Regions from separate parts of the Homo sapiens genome. Here region 1 is linked to region 2. A link is a loop called in an ENCODE intact Hi-C map of the cell type or tissue named here. Cell type or tissue: IMR-90. All regions are shown on one strand. Each heading gives the region's core, and the rest is flanking DNA. Links, peaks and the distances in the headings are about the cores only. Region 1 overlaps TMPRSS11E (transmembrane serine protease 11E). Region 2 has its middle 21 kb from the start of SULT1E1.

Evidence for each region. A loop is a pair of places that touch in the nucleus more often than their neighbours do. Peaks named below come from ENCODE experiments on the same cell type or tissue, not always from the same donor. Only the 100,000 strongest peaks of a DNase experiment are listed, where the experiment ranks them.
Region 1: it touches region 2 in a loop (7-fold over the local background); 4 of 110 quality-filtered maps call a loop at or near these places.

The regions. Positions count from the first base shown.
Region 1 is chr4:68,497,342-68,500,271 of GRCh38, forward strand. TMPRSS11E (transmembrane serine protease 11E) reads left to right here. Exons shown (of 10, transcript NM_014058.4): 10 at 1-263. Among named protein-coding and RNA genes, the nearest start is that of TMPRSS11E, 51 kb to the left of the region's middle. In IMR-90, for the core only: a CTCF peak has its summit at 1,265 (motif pointing right); a DNase peak (open chromatin) is centred at 1,260.
Region 2 is chr4:69,879,849-69,882,778 of GRCh38, forward strand. No RefSeq gene overlaps it. Among named protein-coding and RNA genes, the nearest start is that of SULT1E1, 21 kb to the left of the region's middle. In IMR-90, for the core only: a CTCF peak has its summit at 1,518 (motif pointing left); no DNase peak of the experiment used is centred there.

The DNA of each region.
Region 1 (2,930 bases), core at 112-2,611, 1.4 Mb before region 2:
AAGACAGCAGAATACCAATCACTTCATCATTTAGGAAGTATGGGAACTAAGTTAAGGAAATCCAGAAAGAAGCCAAGATATATCCTTATTTTCATTTCCAAACAACTACTATGATAAATGTGAAGAAGATTCTGTTTTTTTGTGACCTATAATAATTATACAAACTTCATGCAATGTACTTGTTCTAAGCAAATTAAAGCAAATATTTATTTAACATTGTTACTGAGGATGTCAACATATAACAATAAAATATAAATCACCCATTTGCTTGACATTATGATATGATAATCCACAAAGAAGGGGAAGATGGGAAAAATGTTACTAGTCAATTTATTGTAAATTTTTTTAAAATTTGAGGCTAGGATGAAAATTAATTTAATAACAATCAGCATGCTTATGTACTAAAATAATTGTGTTGTGGAATGGGAGGGAACGAAGAGTTCAAACAATTGACTGGAAAGGTTTTATTCATCTAAGACTTTCCCAAACAGCAAATCCTTGAAGGGAATGAGATCCAGGTGTTAGTGTACAGTCTAGTCATGCAACTGAACTGGGGCTCAGACCTCTATTTTGAGATGATTGTAGATATTTTTCTTCCCCTGCTGCTGTGTTTACAGTTCATACATGGTTAATGGTCCTGTTAGACTCCTCTTCGCTGAGATGGAAAGATACCATAGAGAAAATATCCTGGAAGCTGCCTCACTGCTGCATCTAGTGTGACACTGAATGGCTAACTGCCTGGATAACAAAACTGAAGAGTAAAAGCATGATATTGGCCACCTTCATGATTTTTAGTTTTGGTAAATTATTACTGAGCTGTTAGAGACACAGCTTTCAAGTAATCCAGACCGTAATGAAGTTAGGACTGGTACCATGATGTACGGCATGTTAATGGTGAGATTTCACCAAGTCTGTCCTCATTGCATATAGCTACTCATATAAGTTCTATATTGTACAATAATTACCCTGAAAACCAGTATTGCCACGAAAAATTTAAGTTTATTGATCTGAATAACACTGGAGTATGAACTGATAACATTTAGGCACTTGGCAAAAATATGAAAACTGACATGAATTGATAGTGCTAAATATTTTGCATAAGCTATTTTTGTTTCATTTAGCAAAATGCTCTGGGAAAAAACAAAATTGAGGAAAACCTTGAATTTTAAGCAAGGATATAAGTACCTTTAAAACTACTCTCAGTGTTCTGTTAAAAATGGATTCCTCTTGTTTCAGTGTATTCTGTAGTTGGGCCTCTAGGTGGCACCCACAAGCTGTAGGAAGCTATGGGGAAGCCTGACATCAAGAAGGATGTCTAGATCTGTAAGTAATAATGAGAACTGTACCTGAAATTAGAGTCTCGTGAAACCAAAAGAATACAGTTTTTCTTTGCAAATGGCGTTTAAAAATTAATTCGTGTTGATTTACATCATTATTCGTATTTTTCAAATTTCTGGACATTTGATTCCAAACTAAAATAAAATTTATGTTGCATGATTTGAGGAACTCCCTCTGCAAAAGCACCTGGAGCAATTTAAATTAAGAAGAAATTTTAAAAGCTTAATTTTGCAATGACATCTTATTCCTAAGAGAAATACTTTTGATATTTCCTTCTACAAAGGATTTGAGAAATAGAAGTTTGGGTCAAAGTGAAAATATGAGCGATAGTTCAAACTTTATGTACATAGAGAAATAGGTAATACATTTCTAAAATGGTAACTTCTTTTGAAAAGTAATTACCAAAGGGTTTTATCTGCATGTCTGTGTTAACTGTTTCATTGGAGATAGTTAAGAAGATGTGACGATAATATTTATTACTTTTTTCAAGAGGGCAGGCAGTTCCTCTTCTATATCTTCGATCTCTCTTCCTACAGCACTAGTAAAGTACTCTGTATATAACAGTCCTTCAATAAATGTTGTTGAATGACTCTTTTATTTTTACATTATGCAGAAAACATAGCTTTATTATTATTTACACATTGATTTTTAAAAGTAATCCCAGATTTTACACTGAGTGAATTAAGCCGGTTACTATTTATCTAAGCCTATAATCTCACCCGTAAGATAGAGATGATATTTGCTCAAATGATTGTTGTGGAAATAAAACTGTGAATGTTTAAAAAGTGCTTAGCACAGTTCTTGGAACATTAGTAGGTGTTCAAGAGACCATAGTAATAATAACTGTTGCTATAATGAAACTACACTCTTGTTTTAAAAAATATGGTATTTGATTATAACAGGCTGAATACCTTTTTTTTTTGAAATGACAAGATAATTAGACCAACAAAATGTGCTAGTTAAAAAAATTTCTGATTCTACAAAAAGTTTTACTGGGATAATTCCGAAACATATTTATCAAAGTGGTCTGTCAATGTGAGGGTTCATTCTAACTTTTGACTTCAATTTTAAAAAATGATAAACTTTATTAACCACCGAGTGGCTGGATTATATCAAGATCTATGGTGTAGTTCAAATGTCGCCTCTTCCCTGAAGCCTTTTTTTACTTCCTCAAGTGGATGTACTATACGTTTCTTCTGAACTTCCTTACCATTAATTTTTTTTATTTTCAGATAATCATTGATTCAGATACGGTTAAGATATAACTGTAAGATATAATTCACAGAGATTCTGTGTACCCTTTACTCAGTTTACCTCAATAGTAAGATCTTGCTTAGGTGTAGTATAATATTACAATGAAGAAGTTGACATTGAGACAATCCATTAACTTTATTAGGATGCAATCAATTATATATGTGTGTGTAGGTGTGTGTGTAATTAGTTCTATGTAATTTAATTACATATGTAGATTCATGTGATTACCAAGATACAGATAGTTTGTTCACAAGGCTACATCACGCTACCGACAGCCATCCAGCTCCCTCCCTAGGCCTGTGTCTAGTCTCTAATCCCTGGCAACCACTAATCTGCTC
Region 2 (2,930 bases), core at 97-2,596:
AGGAATTGCTACACTGTCTAAAAAGCTCAATATCACTGATCACTAGAGAAATGCAAATCAAAACTACAATGCAATACCATCTCACACCAGTCAGAATGGCTATTATTAAAAAGTCAAAAAATAACAGGTGCTGGTAAGGTTGCAGGGAAAAAGGAATGCTTATACACTGTTGGTGGGGTGTACGTTAGTTCAGACATTGTGAAATGTTTTGATCTTATGTAGTCAATCTTATCTAAGGTTCTTATGTGGTGTCTGATTTTGAGCTCTGAATAGAAAAGCCTTCCCTACTCCAAGTTCACAAAAACAAAACAAATAAATAAACAAAAAACCTTACTGTGGCCAAGCAGGAATATAATTTCACTCAACAGGATCTGGTTGAAGATAGTTTAATGAAGGAACTATTCATGAAAGTACAGACAAGATAAAGAAAGTGGTGAGAAGTGCTAAGAACCCCAGGGACTGGCTTTGGTAGGAAGCCATCACCACTCCTGGCCTGAAGGGGTAAGAAGACAAGGTGTGCCTGCAACCATGTGAGACTGTGAGACCTGAATTAGGGGCCTCCTTGAAAGAGCTTAAGTGTGGCCATTCTTGTTGATTTTTCTGTATGAACATGGAATCAGCATGTCTAATTAAAATATAAAACAAATCTTTTGCTTTTATTGCTTTTGTTTTATTAATTAATTTAGGAAGACTTGTCATCTGTATGAGTTTATATCTTCCTATATACAATCGTCATACCTCTCAATTGTTCAAGGCTTAGTTTTCATCCTTCTGTAGGCTTCAATTTTTTTTTTTCAGAGAAGTCTTATATGATCCTACCTATATGGGGAAGGGTATTTTATCTTTTGTCATTATTGTTGTTGTCATATTGCTTTTACAAATGGTTGGTTTTTGTCCAGCATTTGTTCTGTCAGGTGGTTCTGTGATTGATTGAAAGCTCTTGCACTAGCAGTTCCATTTCAATGTGAGCTTTGCAACTTTAGGAGCTCAGGTGACATTGTTCACTAGTGAGTTCTCTTTCTGCCCTTCTTCTCTTCATTTCTTTGCTATCAGATTTGGCCAGTCTCAACCAGTGCAAGCAAAGTGACACCAAAATGTCTTAATTATTTCCCTGATATTTACATTTTAATTACAAAATACATATGTTGTCATTGTAGAAAAATAAAAAAGAACATAGAAGCTAAAAATATTACTGTAATATGTGAAATAAAAAGAACCCTTCCACTTCTTAATCACTTAATTATTATTTTTTCCTTTCATGGTCTATGTATTTTTTTTCAAACAGCTGAACAAAACTGATGCTATGTCAGTAAAAAAATAAAAATAAACCACTTACCAATTACAAATTATGTAAAAATGGACTCCTTAGGCAAAAATTATATATTTTAATTCTATAAATAATTGTTCATCTATATAAAGCAGTAGAATAATTTTCTGTTGAAGACTGTGTCATCTGATCAACCCCAGAACAGACTGAGGCTTCAGACTATGCTGGCAGCACAGTATCCTGCTGCTCTCTAGTGGCACATTTCAATATCTGCAGGCAGATTGACTAGGCAATGTTATTTCATTTTTGGATTTCTGGCTTGGAGCAAAGGAAAAATCAAAAATGATCCAAAAGTTTAGAGACAGTCAAAGCTATTAATTTGCTGGTGTTTTATCAAGTTCTGTGAGAGTGAATTAGTCTGAGTAGTATCTTTTTTTTTGTTCAATTCAAATAGTTGTTTCAATTAAATATATAAGACTATTTAAAAATTAATTCAAGAAACATTTTATTAGCATTAGCTAAATGCCAGACATTATGCTAGCCAGTGAAAACACAGTTCAGTAAAAGGTAGACCTTTATTTTGAAGGAGGTCACATAATAATAACACTGCCATAATGTGTCATACTGAATATAACAGCACAGTACAAAGAAAGTACAAAAAGGAAAAATAAATGTATTCACATTCCCTATTCTTGATCAATTTCAGATAGAAGGCCTTAATTTACAATGGTGTTATTTCCTCTAGTGCTTGACGTAAAGTTGACAGAGCTTGGTAGAAGAGAATAGTGTTTTTAATCAGTTTTCTCATTTTAAGACCATTTCCTCAAAATATCACTTAATTCACTATGCTCTAGTCTTTTCGATTAACTTTAAAAGCGTGCTAATCCACATGAAGCAACTCCTCGCCCCTATCCTTGACTGGGATTTTGTGCTATTTCGTACTAATTGGAGGAGAACCTCATGTGTGCTCCAACTGCATCTCCTTTAGGATCAGATGTTTTTCCTGGTCATTCTAATTACTGGAGAAAATCCTATTTCAAAAACCAAAGAAATCTGGAACCCTAACACAGTGCCTTCCCACTCCTACCCACTTATTTACAAATATCCCCATTATAAGAGGCTTTCTACCTGAAACCTTTTTTCCCCAATAGACATGAATAACACCTACAATCACCCTCCAGGTTGTCACACTCCACACTGGAATTTGTACTTTTATTTGTGAACACTCCTGCAGGGAGGGTAAGCTCTACAGATGGCTTAGTTCCCTTAGTACTGTGCTCATTCCTCTTCCTTCCAGCCTCCCTGGTCCTTAGAGCAGAATAATGGCTAAGCCTGAAGAGTGAGGAAAGGGTCCATGAAAAAGGAAATATTTGAGCTGAGTTTTAGATGACAACTCAGATTTCTCAAAAGAAGAAAGAAGAAAGGAAGAAACAACATTCTATTTAGGGAAAAAATCAGGTAAAGTTATCTGCATTAGTCTGTTTTCACACTGCCATAAAGAACTGCCCAAGACTGGGTAATTCATAAAGGAAAGAGGTTTAATTGACTCACAGTTCTGCATGGCTAGGGAGGCCTCAGAAAACTTACAATCAAGGAAGTTCAAGGGGAAATGACAACTTCTTCACAAGGTGGCAGGAAGAAGAACGAATGCAGGAGGAACTAT